Linked DNA regions of Homo sapiens: region 2 is linked to region 1. The links are chromatin loops, found by intact Hi-C in ENCODE. Cell type or tissue: mammary epithelial cell. All regions are shown on one strand. Each heading gives the region's core, and the rest is flanking DNA. Links, peaks and the distances in the headings are about the cores only.

Evidence for each region. Peaks named below come from ENCODE experiments on the same cell type or tissue, not always from the same donor. Only the 100,000 strongest peaks of a DNase experiment are listed, where the experiment ranks them.
Region 2: a loop joins it to region 1, with 28 times the contacts of the local background. A loop is called at or near these places in 2 of 110 quality-filtered maps.

Annotation. Positions count from the first base shown.
Region 1 is chr1:6,358,930-6,367,258 of GRCh38, forward strand. The region is part of intron 1 of ACOT7 (acyl-CoA thioesterase 7); the gene reads right to left. Among named protein-coding and RNA genes, the nearest start is that of ACOT7, 31 kb to the right of the region's middle. RefSeq lists enhancers at 1-18, 129-178, 199-428, 1,129-1,178, 5,618-6,117. In mammary epithelial cell, for the core only: a CTCF peak has its summit at 4,292 (motif pointing right); DNase peaks (open chromatin) are centred at 902 and 4,402; H3K27ac peaks cover 2,612 bases.
Region 2 is chr1:7,214,605-7,222,933 of GRCh38, forward strand. The region is part of intron 4 of CAMTA1 (calmodulin binding transcription activator 1); the gene reads left to right. It also overlaps the pseudogene RNU1-8P. Among named protein-coding and RNA genes, the nearest start is that of CAMTA1-IT1, 150 kb to the right of the region's middle. In mammary epithelial cell, for the core only: a CTCF peak has its summit at 3,823 (motif pointing left); no DNase peak of the experiment used is centred there.

The DNA of each region.
Region 1 (8,329 bases), core at 154-8,153:
GTCCCAGCTCCCTGCCACACCGGGCTTGGTGGGGAGCACCCCCCACCCCCAGCTTCCTGAGCTGCCCAATCTGGCCAGGAAGAGGCTGCCTCGCCAATCCAGAGCGTCTACCAGAAACCGGTCGTCATGGAAACCTTGCTTTATAAATAATTACAGAAGAAGTAATTCTGTGAGCTCTTCTGGCTGCCATGCCAGGAGATCAGGAAGGCAGAGGGGCCGCTGCTGAGCGGCCTCAGGGAAGCGGCTATGAGGCTCTGCCTTCTCTGACAGGGCACAAGACCCCCTAGTCTTTCTCCAGGGTCTCAGCCAAAGCCAGGTCTGGCCCCACTGCCGCCTTCTAGAGCTCCCTGAAATGTAGACAGGGGAGGAAGGTCACAGGCCAGCAAGGACTCCAGCAGGTCCAAGCCTGCATCCTGCTGATGGAGCTGGCATCTAAAGCCTGTCCCAAGGGCCAGCTCCCTGGCTGAAGCAAAGTGGACAGGCGGTCCAGCCTCCCCTCTCCTCAGGCCACACCCCTGTCCTTCCCCACTCCCCCTCTTCCTTCCCCCAACCCCTGCTTCAGAGGATGCCATGCCTGTCTTGGGGCTCAGCAACTCCACTACCCTTCCTCCACTCCCGCGGGCTCTTAGGCTGCCGGCTGCCACCTGTGGGCCCTGTGCCCCCCAACCCGTACTCTCTTCACTCCGCCTCCCCTTCTACTGGGTGTCAGGAAGAAAGAAAGAGGCCAAACAATCACAGCGGCCAGGGTGCAGGCTACAGGAGGCCCAGTGCAGGAGGCGGGATGTGTTATCACCACAACCTCCCCCAATGCTGCCCCCACCAGGGCTGCTTTCCCAGGAATCCTGTGACCAGCAAGGGAAATGGAAAGTCCCCAGCCAGAGTGCAGGCCGCACAGCCTCAACCAGGCTGCACCCGCCGGCCTCTGGGCAAGTTTCACATGTTTAGTTGTGAAAGAGAAAGTTAGGGCAGAGAGGGCTGATTAGGCCACTCCCACTGGAACAGCCGGCCCTTATCAAGGCCCTTATCAAACTGCCAGAGCCTGGGCTTATTCTATCTAACCAGCTGGCAGGCACTGAGCCTGGGAAGTCACTCTGGTAAAAGTTAAATAGGTAAATTATTACTAAAAGGATGTCCTTTCACCTATGTGCAAAAATAACAAGTCCTAAAAGGACAAGTCCTCTCACCTATGTGCAAAAAGAAAGAAAAAGTCATTTTCAGCTTACAAACCCCACACGCACTGGGTCCCACAGGGAGGCTGGTGCTGCCCCCGCCCAGGGATGCTTAATGTCTAGAAGCCAGCAGAGGAGAGGATTCTAAAGGGATCCCACCGACCCAAAATGTCTGCCCGGAGGGGAGGTCAGAGGGCTGAGTCTGGCCCAAGCCTGGCAGCTAACCCTGGCTGAAAATGCCCCCTGAGCCCTCCCCACCCAGGCAGCCTGCCGGGGCCCAGGCCCGGGCCATCAGCCTCCTCAGCCCCCTGGCTGCCCATCTCGGCCCATCTTCCTGAGTAGCCGGCATCCCAGGGCCAGGGTCTTGAAGCCACAGCGTCTCCCACCCTGGCACACAGGACAGGTCCTCCCAAACACACTTCCCTCCCCTGACCCCAAATAGCCCATAGTTCCTCTCAGCTCCCAACTCACTGTTTGGCCTTCTCCCCAAAACAGGCCCTGTCGACTTCCTTTCTGAGGACGTTTAGTGACAAGCTTCTCCGAAGCAGGAGCATCGTCTCCCCACGTCTCCTGTCGGCTCCCTCCAGAAGCTGCAGCCAAATGGAACTCAAGGAATGAGCCTGGGCCCCAATACTGTGCCCTTTGGACTTGGCCTCATCCCTCCAGGCGGGCATTGCTGCCTCCCTAAGCAACCCTTCCAGCTGGTCCCAGTCCAGGTGTGCTAGGCCCACCACCCACCCCAAATCAGTGAGGACCTACCAGGCTTCCACAGCAACACAGATTCAAGCCACAACCAGATGGTCCCGCAAAGAGGAAGCACTTCTCAGATAGCTTAGCCTTATGAGTAAATAATCTCAAAGTTAAACAACTACAAGGTGCTATTTCCCATCTAGTAAATTAAAAATCATTTTAATTGACAAAACGAGATGTCTAGAAATGTTCATAGCAGCATTATTCACAACCACCCAAGGATGGAAACAACCCGGTGTCCACCACGGATGGGTAGGTAAACAAAATACGATAAATCCATACAATGAGATATTATCTGACCATAAAAAATGAAGACCTACAGATCCACAGTAATGCACGGACCAGCCTTGAAACCACCCTGGGTGAAAGAAGTCAATCACAAAAGGTCACACGCCATCTGATTCCATGTATATTAAATGTCCACAACAGGCAGATCTACAGAAACAGAAAGTCAGCTGGTGGGGGGCAGGGGCTGGAGGAGGGGAAATGGGAGTGACTGCTAATGCGTGCAGGTTAATTCCGGGGGTGATGAAAATGTTCTGGAATTAAATCGTGCTGGTGGCTGCACAGCCTTGTGAATCCATTAAGGTTCACGCAGAATTGTACAATCAAAAAGGGTAGACTCAATAGAGTTATAGCTCAGGAAAGCTGTTATAAACTACAAACAAGGCAGGGTGGAGTAGTTCACGCCTGTAATCCCAGCCCCTTGGGAGGCCGAGGCAGGCGGATCATCTGAGGTGAGGAGTTTTGACACCAGCCTGGCCAACACGGTGGAACCCCACCACTAGTGAAAAGAAAGTTAACCAGGCATGGTGGTGTGCTCCTGCAATCCCAGCTACCAGGGAAGGTGAGGCAGGAGAATCACCTGAACCCAGGAGGCGGAGGTTGCAGTGAGCCAAGATCACGTCACTGCGTTACTGCATTCCAGCCTGGGCAACAGAGCGGGACTCTGTAAAAATAAATAAATAAATAAACTACTAACAACTGGATGCCAGAAGCTGTGGCCCCTCCCTACATAAGCACTGGCCATGTGGGTGACACATGGCAGGAGCCCTCGAAACGCTCTTACCTTTGCCACAGAAAGGCACTCCCAAAATCTAAAGAAAAACACACACAGCTTGGCAGAGATCTGCAGATGTGGCATCCATCTCTAACCCAAAACAAAGTAGAACTGGCTCAGTAGGCTGTGAGCATCCCTAAAAACATGCTCGAGGTTGTGTCTGGTTTCTACTTTTCTGGGGAAAAGACCCAGTTTTCTGCAGCTTTCAAAGGCATCTGGAAGCTAAAAAGTCAAGAGGTGGGCTGGGCATGGTGGCTCACGCCTGTAATCCCAGCACTTTGGGAGGCCAAGGCGGGCGGATCACCTGAGGTCAGGAGTCTGAGACCAGCCTGGCCAACATGGCAAAACTCTGTCTCTACTAAAACTACAAAAATTAGCCGGGCATGGTGGTGGGCGCCTGTAATGCCAGCTACTTGGGAGGCTAAGGCAAGAGAATCGCTTGAACCCAGGAGGCAGAGGTTGCAGTGGGCCAAGATTGTGCCATTGCACTCCAGCCTGTGTGACAGAGTGAAACTCCGTCTCAAAAAAAAAAAAGAAAAAAAAAAGTCAAGAGATGGCAGCACCTCTTCCCCCATCCCTCCCATACCTACCCAGGCAGCCAAGCATATAGAAAGAAGGTAGGAAATGAGACAGGCACCTAGAACTCAAAAGCACACTGAGCCCAGCTCATCAGAGGGCACTCGGAAGAGAGAATTCAAGGAGAACTCCGCAACGACATGCCCTAGAATGGGAGGCCACATCCCTCTCCCCAACCGAAACTCACTGCCTCATGCTAGAGGAAGCTGGTAGGGTCAGAAACTTACATCCAGGCTCCAGAAAGATCTCTCAGAGCTCAATGTGAAAAAAACAAATGACCTTTGGCTAGGCGCGGTCGTGCACGCCTGTAATCCCAGCACTTTGGGAGGCTGAGGTGGGCAGATGGCTAGAGCTCAGGAGCTGGAGACTCTTCTAGGCAACATGGTGAGACCCCATCTCTACCAAAAATCCAAAAAAATTAGCCGAGCATGGTGGTGAGCACTGCGGGTGGCAAGCCATCCAGGTGCCGAGGCAAGAGACCAAGGGCATGAGCTTTTCCAGTATAATAAAATATATAAAACAGTAAGAATTATACTAGATCTAGATCATAGACGTGATTATATATGAATATCATTAATCATTAATTTGTAGCAATTACTCTTTATTCCAATATTATAATAATCCTCGCTCTATAATCATAACCTAGGAAAAACCAGGCTATACAGAGATGGGAGCTGAGGGGACATGGTGAGAAGTGACCAGAAGACAAGTGCGAGCCTTCTGTTATGCCCGGACAGGGCCACCAGAGGGCTCCTTGGTCTAGCGGTAACGCCAGCGTCTGGGAAGACGCCCGTTGCCAGGCAGACCGTGGTTCCAGCAGTAGCGTCAGTGCCAAAGAAAAACACCCGCCACTTAGCAGACCAGGAAAGGGAGTCTCCCTTTCCCCCGGGGAGTTTAGAGAAGACTACTCCTCCACCTCTTGTGGAGGGCCTGACATCAGTCAGGCCTGCCCGCAGTTATCCGGAGGCCTGTCTCCCTGTGATGCTGTGCTTCAGTGGTCACGCTCCTAGTCCACTTTCATGTTCCATCCTGCACACCTGGCTCTGCCTTTTAGATAACAGTAGCAAATTAGTGAAAGTACTAAAAGTCCCTGATATGCAGAAATAATGGCGTAAGCTGTCTCTCTCTCTCTCCCTCTCTCTCTGCCTTGGCTGCCAGGCAGGGAAGGGCCCCCTGTCCAGTGCACATGTGACCCACGTGACCTTACCTATCATTGGAGATGATTCACACTCTTTACCCCTCCCCTTTTGCCTTGTATCCAATAAATAACAGCACAGCCAGGCATTCGGGGACACTACCGGTCTCTGCATCTTGGTGGTAGTTGTCCCCCGGGCCCAGCTGTCTTTTATCTCTTTGTCTTGTGTCTTTATTTCTACAATCTCTCATCTCCCCACATGGGGAGAAAAGCCACCGACCCTGTGGGTTTTCTGTGGTCCCAGCTACTCAGGGGGTCCCAGCTGCACCTGTGGTCCCAGCTACTCAGGGGGCTGAGGTGGTAGGATCACTTGAGCTGGGAGGTCAAGGCTGCAGTGGGCCAAGATTGAATTCCAGCCTGGATGACAGAGCGAGACCTTGTCTCAAAAAAGGCTAGATGCAGTGACTCACACCTGTAATCCCACCACTTTGGGAGGCTGAGGCAGGAGGATCACTTGAGCCCAGGAATTCCAGGCCGGCCTGGGCAACAAGACGAGACTCCACCTCTAGAAAAAAAGAAAAGATATTCAACATCATTAGACATTAGGAAAATACAAAAGTAACATCTAAAAGCAATTATCGGCGAGGTGTGGTGGCTCACACCTGTAATCCCAGCACTTTGGGAGGCCAAGGCAGGTGGATCACCTGAGGTCGGGCGTTCAAGACCAGCCTGACCAACATGGAAAAACCCCATCTCTACTAAAAATACAAAATTAGCTGGGCGTGATGGTGCATGCATGTAATCCCAGCTACTCGGGAGGCTGAGGCAGGAGAATCCCTTGAAGCCGGGAGGCAGAAGTTGCAGTGAGCCAAGATCATGCCATTGCACTCCAGCCAGGGTGACAGAGCAAGAGACTCTGTCTCAAAAAAAAAAAAAAGCCCAGCATTTGGCCTGGCGCAGTGGCTCACGCCTGTAATCCCAGCACTTTGGGAGGCCGAGGTGGGCAGATCACGAGGTCAAGAAATCGAGACTATCCTGGCCAACATGGTGAAACCTCATCCCTACTAAAAATACAAAAATTAGTTGGGCGTGGTTGCGCTCACCTGTAGTCCCAGCTACTCGGGAGGCTGAGGCAGGAGAATCACTTGAACCCGGGAGGCGGAGGTTGCAGTGAGCCAAGATCACGCCACTGCACTCCGGCCTGGGGACAGAGCGAGACTCCATCTCAAAAAAAAAAAAAAAAAAAAAAAAAAATTAGCCAGGCATGGTGGTGGGAGCCTGTAATCCCAGGTACTCAGGAGGCTGAGGAAGCAGAATCGCTTAAACCCGGGAGGCAGAGGTTGCAGTGAGCTGAGATCGCCCCACTGCACTCCAGCCTGAGCAACAAGAGTGAGACTCCGTCTCAAAAAAAAAAAGGAAAGGAATGAATAACTGATACATGCAACCATGTGGATGAATCTCCAAGTAATCGTGCTGAGCAAGGGAGGCTGGACAAAAAGAGAACTGTGCAAGTCCATGTTTATAAACTTGGAGGAAACACAAACTATAGTGACAGAAAGCAGATCAGAGGTTGCCTGGGGGCAGGGAGGGACCAGAGAAGCAGAGGGCCTCAGCAGGGTGACAGGTCTGTTCACAGTCTCGGTCTTGATTGTGGTGAAGGCTTCACAGGCTCACACAGGCATACCTCAGAGATATTACGGGTTTGGTTCCAGATCACCGCAACAAAGCACACATTGCACTTTATAATAAGTCACATGATTTTTTTGGTTTCCCAGTGCACGTAAAAGTTACACTGTAGTCTATTAAGTGTATAATAGCATTATGCCTTAAAAAAAAGTATATACCTTCATTTAAAAACACTTTATTGCAATCGGGCATGGTGGCTCACACCTGTAATCCCAGCACTTTGGGAGGCCAAGGTGGGTGGATCACAAGGTCAGGAGATCGAGACCATCCTGGCTAACACGGTGAAACCCCATCTCTACTAAAAAACAAAAAATTAGCCCGGCATGGTAGTGGGCGCCTGTAGTCCCAGCTACTCGGGAGGCTGAGGCAGAAGAATGGCGTAAACCCGGGAGGCGGAGCTTGCAGTGAGCCGAGATCGCACCACTGCACTCCAGCCTGGGCAACAGAGCAAGACCCCATCTCAAAAAAAAAAAAAAAATTTATTGCTAAAAAATGCTAACAATCATCTGAGCCTTCAGTGAGTGGTATTCTTTTTGCTGGCAGAGTCTTGCCTCGATGTTGATGGCTGCAGACTGATTCATATTGTTTTGGGGTTTATTTTTTTTTTTTGAGACAGTCTCATTCTATAGCCCAGGCTGGAATGCAGTGGCACGATCTTGGCTCACTGCAACCTCTGCCTCCCGGGTTCAAGTGGTTCTCCTACCTCAGCCTCCCAAGTAGCTAGGATTACAGGCACGCGTCACCACGCCCAGCTAATTTTTTGTATTTTTAGTAGAGACAGGGTCTCACTATGTTGGCCATGCTGGTCTTGAACTCCTGACCTCAGGTGATCCGCCCACCTCAGCCTCCCAAAGTGCTGGGATTACCGCCCGGCCTGCAGACTGATTAGGATGGCGACTGCTGAAGGCTGGGATGGCTGTGGCAGTTCCTTAAAATAAGACAACAATGACATTGACCACATCAATTGACCCTTCTTTCCACAAAATATTTCTCTGGGCCAGGCACGGTGGCTCATGTCTGTAATCCCAGCACTTTGGGACCCCGAGGTGGGAGAATCGCTTGTGCCCAGGAGTTCCAGACCAGCCTGGGCAATATAAGGAGATGCTGTCTCTAAAAATAAAAATTAAAAAATTAGCTACTCATGGTGGCACTTGCCTGTGGTCCCAGTTACTTGAGAGGCTAAGGGTGGGAGGATCCCTTCAGCTCAAGAGGTCAAAGCTGCAGTGAGCTGTGATTGCACCACTGCACTCCAGCCCGGGTGACAGAGTGGGAGCCTATCTCAAATAAAAAAAAAAAAAAAGATTTCTCTGTAGCATGCAATGTTTGATAGCATTTTACCCACAGTAGAACTTACTTTTTTTTTTTTTTGAGACAGAGTCTCACTCTGTCAGCCAGGCTGGAGTACAGTGGCATGATCTCGGCTCACTGCAACCTCCGTCTCCCGAGTTCAAGTGATTCCCCTGGCTCAGCCTCCTGAGTAGCTGGGACTACAGGTGTGCACCACCACACCAGGCTAATTTTTTGTATTTTAGTAGAGATGGGGAGAACATGTCAGCCAAGATGGTCTCGATCTCCTAGACCAGCCCAGTAGAACTTTCAAAAGTGGAGTCAGGCCGGGCGCGGTGGCTCATGCCTGTAATCCCAGCACTTTGGGAGGCCGAGGCAGGCGGATCACGAGGTCAGGAGATGGAGACCATGATGGCTAACATGGTGAAACCCCTTCTCTACTAAAAATATAAAAAAATTAGCTGGGCATGGTGGCAGGCACCTGTAGTCCCAGCTACTCGGGAGGCTGAGGCAAGAGAATTGCGTGAACCCAGAAGGCAGAGCTTGCAGTGAGCTGAGATCGCACCACTGCACTCCAGCCTGGGCGACAGAGCGAGACTCCATTTCAAAAAAAAAAAAAAAAGTGGAGTCAGTCCTCTTAAAACCTATGTTGTTTTATCAACTAAG
Region 2 (8,329 bases), core at 297-8,296, 860 kb after region 1:
ATCCACCCGCCTTTGCCTCCCAAAGTGCTAGTATTACAGGCATGAGCCACTGTGCCCGGCCCAAAGATTTTAATTTTCATGAAGTCTACTTTACCCATTTTTCCTTTTATATGTTGTGCTTTAGGTGTTAAGTTTAAGAACCCTTTGCCTAGTCCTAGTTCCCAAATTTTCTCCTATGTTTTAAGCCCATTGTCCCTTCCAAGTTAGTTTTTGCAGGTGTGGAGAAGACTTTGGTGGAGACTTTTTCTTTCTTTCTTTTTTTTTTTTTTGCCTGTGGATGTCTGATCACTCTAACACCAATTGTTGAAAAGGCTATCTTTCAACAAAGCTATCTTGAATTAATTTTGGCATTTCTGTCAAAAATCAGTTGGGTGTATTTGTGCAGGTCTCTTTCTGGGTTCTCTATTCTATTGGTTTATGTGTCAATTCCTTTGCTAATACCACACAGTCTTGATAACTGTAGCTATATAATAAGCCTTCATCTGTATCCTGACATTCTTATTTGGAATATTTGTGTTTTCTCATTCTTTGATGAAGTTTAGCTTGTGATTATCCTATTTTTTAAAAAAAAGACCCGAAATTTTGGTTAATTTGACCCACCTCATTTATTTCTACATCTAACTTTATTTTCCCCTTTCTTATGGTTTTGCTGTTGTTCTTCTTCTAGCTTTTTGAGCTTAGAATTTTAAAATTTTAATTTTTCATTTTTACTAAAATAATGAAAAAGGCTATGAATATTCAGTCCGACCACTGTTTTAAATATGTCTCATAAATTCTGGTATGTAGTTTTTTGTTTGTTTGTTTTCTGAGATGGAGTCTCACTCTGTCGCCCAGGCTGGAGCGCAGTGGCGCGATCTCAGCCCACTGCAACCTCCGCCTTCCAGGTTCAAGCGATTTTCCCACCTCAGCCTCTCGAGTAGCTGGGACTACAGGCACACACCACCACACCTGGCTAATTTTTGTATATTTAGTAGAGACGGGGTTTCACCATGTTGGCCAGGCTGGTCTCAAACTCCTGACTTCAGGTGATCCTCCCACCTTGGCCCCCCAAAGTGCTGGGATTACAGGTGTGAGCCACCGTGCCTTACCTGGTATGTAGTGTTTTCATGATCACATGTACATTTTTGGAATTTCTATTGCTTTAATTTTGAAAAGATTTTTAACATTATTTTCCAGTTTTATTAGACTGTGATCAGAAAATATTTCTTTGTAATATTTCTATTTTATGAAATGCATTGATTATCACCTAACACGTGACCAACTTTTGTGAATATTCTATGTGTACTTAAGGAGAAGGTATAGTAGATTCCCCATCTACTAATAGGTAATTCAAGGAAAAAGTATGAAGTATGACTGTATTAGTCTGCTCTCACATTGCTATGAAGAACTACCTGAGACTGGGTCATTTATAAAGACAAGAAGTTTAATTGACTCATGGTTCCACAGGCTTTACAGGAAGCATGGCTGGGGAGACCTCAGGAAACTTACAATCATGGCAGAAGGCGAAGGGGAAGCCCGCGTGTCCTGCGTGGCTGGAGCAGGAGGAAGAGGGTGAAGGGGGAGGTCCTGCACTCTTCCAAACAACCAGATCTCCTGAGAACTCACTCACTATCACAAAAACAGCAAGGGGGAAATCCTCCCCCATGATTCAGTCACCTCCCCCAGGCTCTTCCTCCAACACTGGGGATTACAGTTTGACATGAGATTTGGGTGGGGACACACATGCAAACCACATCAGTGACAAATTGATTTGTCAAGGAAATTGATTATATTGTTTAGGGCTTCTGTGTCCTTACTTATTTTTTGTCTATCTGGTTTCTCTTGTACTGACAGCGGTGTGGTAAACACACTATTCTTAGTGTTTTCATCTATATTTCCTACAGTTTCTTTCTTTCATTTTCCTTCCTTCCTTCCTTTCTTTCTTTCGTTCTTTCACAGAACTGTCGCCCAGGCTGCAGTGCAGTGTTGAGTTCTCGGCTCACTGCAATCCCCGCTTCCTGGGTTCAAGCAATCCTTGTGCCTCAGCCTCCCGAATGGCTGAGACTACAGGCAGGTACCACCACGCCTGGCTAATTTTTGTGTTTTTAGTAGAGATAGGGTTTTGTCATGTTGGCCAGGCTGGTCTTGAACTCCTGACTTCAAGTGATCCACCATTCTTGGCCTCCCAAATTGCTGGGTGTGAGCCATCAAACCTGGCCTATATTTCCTACAATTTCCTCTCCTGTAAAAGTGGTTGTAGTCTTGTTTGGTGCACTAATACTCATTATGGTTATATTTTTATTGTGGAATGTGATTTTTAGCATTAGAAGGTGTCATAATGTTGTTTCTTAAATTATACTTATTCTACTTTGATATCAAGATTGCAATACTTGTTTTGTTATTTCCATTTGCCTCATATGTCTTTGCCATCCTTTTAGTTTTAGGCTTTCTGAATCTCTTTGATATGGTTCGGCTCTGTGTCTCCACCCAAATCTCACCTTGAATTGTAACAATCCCCATGTGTCAAGGGTGGGACCAGGTGGAGAAAATTAAATCATGGGGACAGTTTCCCCCATACTGTTTTCATGATAGTGAGTCCTCACGAGATCTGATCGTTTTATAAGGGGCTTCTCCCCCTTTGCTCGGCACTTCTCTCTCCTGTCGCCATGTGAAGAAGGAAGTGTTTGCATCCTCTTCTGCCATGATTGTAAGTTTCCTGAGGCCTCTCCAACCATGTGGAACTGTGAGCCAGTTGAACCTCTTTCCTTTTATAAATTACCCAGTCTCGGGCAGTTCTTTATAGCAGTGTGAGAACAAACTAATACACTCTTTTTAAAAGTATGCCTCTTATATATAACATATAGTTGGATCTTTCTTTTTAAGCCAAATTGAAAATTTTTTTATTTTCATAAGTAAACCCATTCACTTTTATTTATATGTCCAATATGTATAATATCTTATATAATAAATGCAATGTGTATTATGTTCTACTTGCTGTACTTGTCTTTCTACATGATGCATTTTCTATACTCATTTAATTTCTTTTTATATATAAGAAATTCTCATTTTTAGTCTAATGGGTACCTTTGTACTCATTACCTTTAAAAATCCCTTTAGTCTCTTACTAACTTTTACCATTTGGTCTTTCAGTTGTTAATGGAGTCTCTTGACTCCTACCTGTTGCTTATACAAGCATCACTGAGCTTATTCTGGTTTTGTCTTTCCTTTTTTTGTTTCCTATCATTTTGTAGTTGACAAAACATATATAATCTATGTATGATTCTCTTAACCTTAGTTACACACTTAATTTAGGTCCATAATTAAATATATTAAATGTTCCCCATAAGTTCCTTTGCCAAAGAGTCCCTAGTCATCTCCTGGTTGGATGAAGTTAATTTTCTAGAAGATTCCTTCAGAGGCGCCTGTGGGTACATCACTCAATTCTCCCATATTTTAAACTCTTATTCTGTACCTCTGATTTTTGAGGGTCTGCTTCGCTAGATATAAAATCTTTGAGTTTTATGAAACTGCTGCTCCATCCTTGCCCCACCTTCTAAGTTGTTTTTGAGAAGGCTGACAACTGTCTCTGTTGCCCTTATAGTAAGTTATTTGATCTTTTCATTTACAAGCGTTGAGGATATTTTTCAAATGCATCGTTGAGGTTTTTAATTCAGTTTGTAGTGTTATGACACAGTTCCTCCCCCTCCACCTTATGGTTGGGATTTTGGGGTAAGTGTCGTATTCTCATTTTAGTTTTTTTTCTTTCATAGTCTTCTACAGATGAAGACCACTTACATCGCCACATTGAGTGGTTCGTGTGATTTTTAGTTCAAGAGCTCCCTCTTCTGTCAGTGCAGCGAAGTGCAGTTTCTTTATGACTGGTTTTTGGGGGAGGGGCGGGAGGAGTTGAGGGTCCTTGGATGTATCATTATTTTTTGTTTTGCAGAATCCTAAATGCCCACATCTGGCTTCTCCCTCCCTCCCCTGCACATTTGCCAATGCTGCCCCTGCCTACCTTTAAATCACTTCCTTCTAGTCCATATTCTGGTCTATCTGGATTCATTTTTGGTATTTTCTTCCCTGTAGGATGTACTTTCTCTTTCTTCAGGTAATTGTAATTTATTCCTAAACTCTCCATGCTCGACGTCTGCCTTCATTGGCTTTTGGACCCATCTTATCCTCTTGCTCTTTATAAAAGTTCTGGGTGGGAACTCAAGAATTTGTTAATTTGATGTTTATAGTGTCTCTTTTTTCCAGTCGTGTGAAAGGTGTGTGGGATTTGTGTGGTTGTTTTTGTTCTTCTTGTTGATCTGTGTAGTTTTCAGAGGATGCGTTGGGAGATTTGAGTTTTTGTGGCTATCATTACCTTGGCGACCTGGAAGTCCCTTACGTGGCATTTTAGGAGACGTGTGCAGTTATATCAATTTCAAGTACAATTGTAACTCAAGCCTGTTATGAACACCATCTTTTCATGTTAATTGTACCATAAAAGAATCTTGAGGATATCTTTAAAAGGTCTGCTCTCTTACGAAGGTGAAGTGTCTCCCCTGTAAGCTTGTTTACACCGGCATCTGTTCAGCCAGCCCTTTTTCATAGACACTTCAGCCAAATACTGGCGTGTTTTCCGTTTCTGTGTTTACGGTTGGACTCAACGAGCCTTTTACTATTGTGGCATATGGGAGGGAGCGTTGCCATTCTGCTGCCAGGGGTGAGTGTGATCTGGTGGCTGTTACATTGTGTATATGCGAGTAGGTCTCTATCAAGAAGGGACCCGCCATGCTTACCTGGCACGGGAGATATACCAGGATCCTGAAGGTGGTACTCCCAGGGTGAGGCTTATCCATTGTGCGCCAGATGTGTTGACCCTTGTGATTTCCCCAAATGTGGGAAACTCACTGCATCATTTGTGGTAGTGGGGGACTGTGTCTGTGCTCTCTCCTGACATTTGAATTTTTTCTTAAAAAAAAAAAAAAAAAAAAAAAAAAAAAAGGAGACACACCATCTTCCATGGACTGAATATCTGTGTTTCTCCAGAATCCATGTGCTGAAGCCTTAACCCCAGTGTGATAGTCTTTGGAGATGGGGTCTTTGGGAGGGAATTAGGTTTAGGTGAAGTTGTGAGGGTGGGGCCCCATGATAGGATTAGTGCCCTTATAAGAAGAGGAAGAGGGGCCTGGTGTGGTGGCTCACACTTGTAATCCCAGCATTTTGGGCAGCTGAGGCAGGAGGATTGCTTGAAGTCAGGAGTTTGAGACCAGCCTGGGCAACACAGGGAGACCCCATCTCTACCAAAACAAAGAAAAAAGAAGAGGAAGATACTAGAGCTCTCTCCCTGCTTTGTGAGGACACAGTGAGAAGGTGGCCGTCTGTAGGCCAGGAAGGGAGCCCTCACCAAGAATGGAACTGGCTGGCATCTTGATCTCAGACTTCCCGTCTCCAGACCTGTGAGACATAAATGTCTGCTGTTTAAGCCACCCAGCCTCTGGTACTTTGTTACGGAAGCCTGAGCTAACTCAGATGTCAGCCAACCATATTTTTACAGCATTCTCATACAAAGCCCGAAACCATAGTCAGATTCAGCGCTGCGTGGCTTAGGGAATGCGCCACGCCTGACTCATTGCAGGGGGTCAAGAATGTTTGTGAGATGAATACATGGAGTATCTTTGTTCTGGAAATAGACCACCTATGAATTATTATAGTAGAGAAATCCCAGGCCTCCTCGAAGGACAGGGAAAACCTGTAAAGTGTCTGTACTTTGGGCCCAGAGGAATAATGGAAAGAGGCCAGGCACGCTGGGAAATTTCCATTTACAAACCCGCCTTCTGCTGGGTTGAGTCTCGCCTGCTGTGGGCTCAGGGATCCTGGCCTGGCCTATTTTTTCTCTGGGTGGATACCCCATTCCCGGGAGCGTTCAGATCCCTGAAGACAGCTTCTGTCTCCTCCGAGACCACTGCTGAGTCTTGTCACCTGGTGTTCCCACAGTGCCACCCTGTCTTCTCTTGTTCTCTGTGGGTTCCAGAAAAAGGGACCACCTCGGCTCTGTGGCTTTGGATCTCTCCAGAGGAGGGTTAAGGCCTCAGATAGCTTCTCCAATGGGACACAGCCAACATCTGAGCTGCATTTTCAAAATGAGAGCCAATCTTAGGCTGAGTCGGACAGGGAGAAAGGAATTGTGCTCGGGCACCCAGGTGGCACCTGCTGTCCCCTGACCTGGCACCACGGGCCCAACTTTGGGTTTTAACTTCCCACGAGTGCCTGGACATGGAGAAGAAGTGGTGGAGAGGATGAGGACATATGGGGAGCGATCTCCAGGGTCACTGAGGTCCTGTCTCCTGCCTCCCGCTCCCTAGGGCCCTCCAGCTGGGCCCAGGAGGTCTCCCTCCCACCTGGTTGTCAGTCAGCTTCTGCTGTGCCCTCACGGGGAATTCCTCCTAGAGCCCACCAGGTGGGAGAGCCAGGGCAGCAAGCACCGAAGGCCGGCACGGCACCAGCACAGATGAATGGCCCGGCTTTCTCAGAACCCATCCCCTGGAACGCTGGAGGCAGTGCAGGAAGGGCCGGGTTCTATGAGAGGACCTTAGGCAGCAGGAATACTCCATGACAGCAGAGATGCTGGGGCCTTTTCCCCAGAGCCTTATTCTTTTTTTTTTTTTTAATCTTTAGACAGAACTCTCATTCACAGCATTTAGTTACTTGTTCATTCATTCATCATTCATTCACTCAAGCACTTGATGGGTATTGCACTCTCCTACCTTGTGCCAGAGACTGTGTGAGACTCGGAGAGTTGGTAACACACCCAGAGTCTTGCCTTCGGGGGCTTTCACGAGCAGAGCCATTGCTCCGGCTTTTGGGTTTCCATAGTGTGCATTAGCCTTTGAAGGCCTCCAGGAAGTCCCTCCAGAATCAGACCTGTTCCATTGTGTTCACTGAGAATTCTGCAAATTTCTTTGGTGATGGGACTTGATTCTTCTTTATATGGTACCAGGCAGACCAGTGAATGCGTCGTGAAACACCTCTCCAGGCCCGTGGAATGGGGTGGGGAACGCTGGGGTCTCAGTGTGAGCCTGGCCTTTGGATTCAGACAGTGCTGAATTACAGTCTCAGCCCTGCTTCTTGCTGGCTGTGGGGCTGGGGCCACATGAACCGGCTAAGCTTTGGCTTTCTCAGAAATAGTTTGGGGATAATGATTCCTGCCTAGTGGGAAGATTAAATAAGATAAAGGAATGGCAAAGTTTTATCCCATGGTCAGGGAGGATGGTGACTGCCTTGTGCCATGGGTGACCCCTGCCTTCCTTCAGAGGGCATGTGCACAAGCTGGTGCATACACACACACACACACACACATACACACACACACACACACACAGGCTTCCTGTAGTCCTCGGTTGCCTGGGAGGCAGCAGTGACTCTGCCTTCTAGAAGTCGTCTGAACTGTCTGCTTTCCAAACAGGGGCGACAGGACTGTGACTCGAGGTGATGGGTTGCTGAACTGCTCTGCTGCCAGACACATTTTGCTGGCTTCTCATAATGTCACTGAGATCTGGGAAATGGACCAAGCACGATTTCCAGCTAAATGAAACACTTTGGGGCCATCAGCTAAATAGATGATGCTTTTGAGAAAACCCCATGAGCATTGTGTCAGACAGGCCGTGGGACCCTGCAAGCCTGTCTTTTTCTGTGCTCGTCTGGGTGATGAGACATCGCCCGGGCTGGTTCCATGAGCACCTCTGGCTGTGAGGACCTGCGTCTTCTGTCTCAATGCACCTGCGGGGAGGCTGAGATTTGATCCTCATGGAACATTCAATCCTTTCTGCATCTCGCTGTCTTCCTGCCCTCCTCTTTCTCCCTTCCTCTTGCCTGACTGTTGACTACAAAATAGGATATTATTTAGGAACGTGTCCTTGCCTCCCTCCCTGGCTCTACATCACCCCATGACATAGTGGCTGTGCTCAGGCGGAGAGTGAGTTATGTTTCTGTGGGCAGGAGTGGGTCATGAGTCCTGAGTCCTCCCTAGACAGCCCCAGCCCTTTCTCTTTGTTCCAAGGGGCCCAGCCACCATATTGATTGTTTCATCCCTCTGCACTGCCCAGAGCTGCCTCCTGGAGCACGCTCTCTTCTTTCCTGATGGCAACGGTCCCACCTGATGGCAATGGTCCCTGGGCCAGAGGATGCCCATTGGTCTTCATGGAGAGAGCTTGGGTCAGGCCCACTTGGTCTCCAATCCTGGCTTCGCCGCGTGCCAGCTCTGCAGTGGTGCCAGCTTATCCTGCTAAGCCTAGCTTCCTCTTCTACGTGGGTATATCTGCCTCAGGTGCAGCTGTGAGGATCCGGGGTGATGCTCATGAGGTGC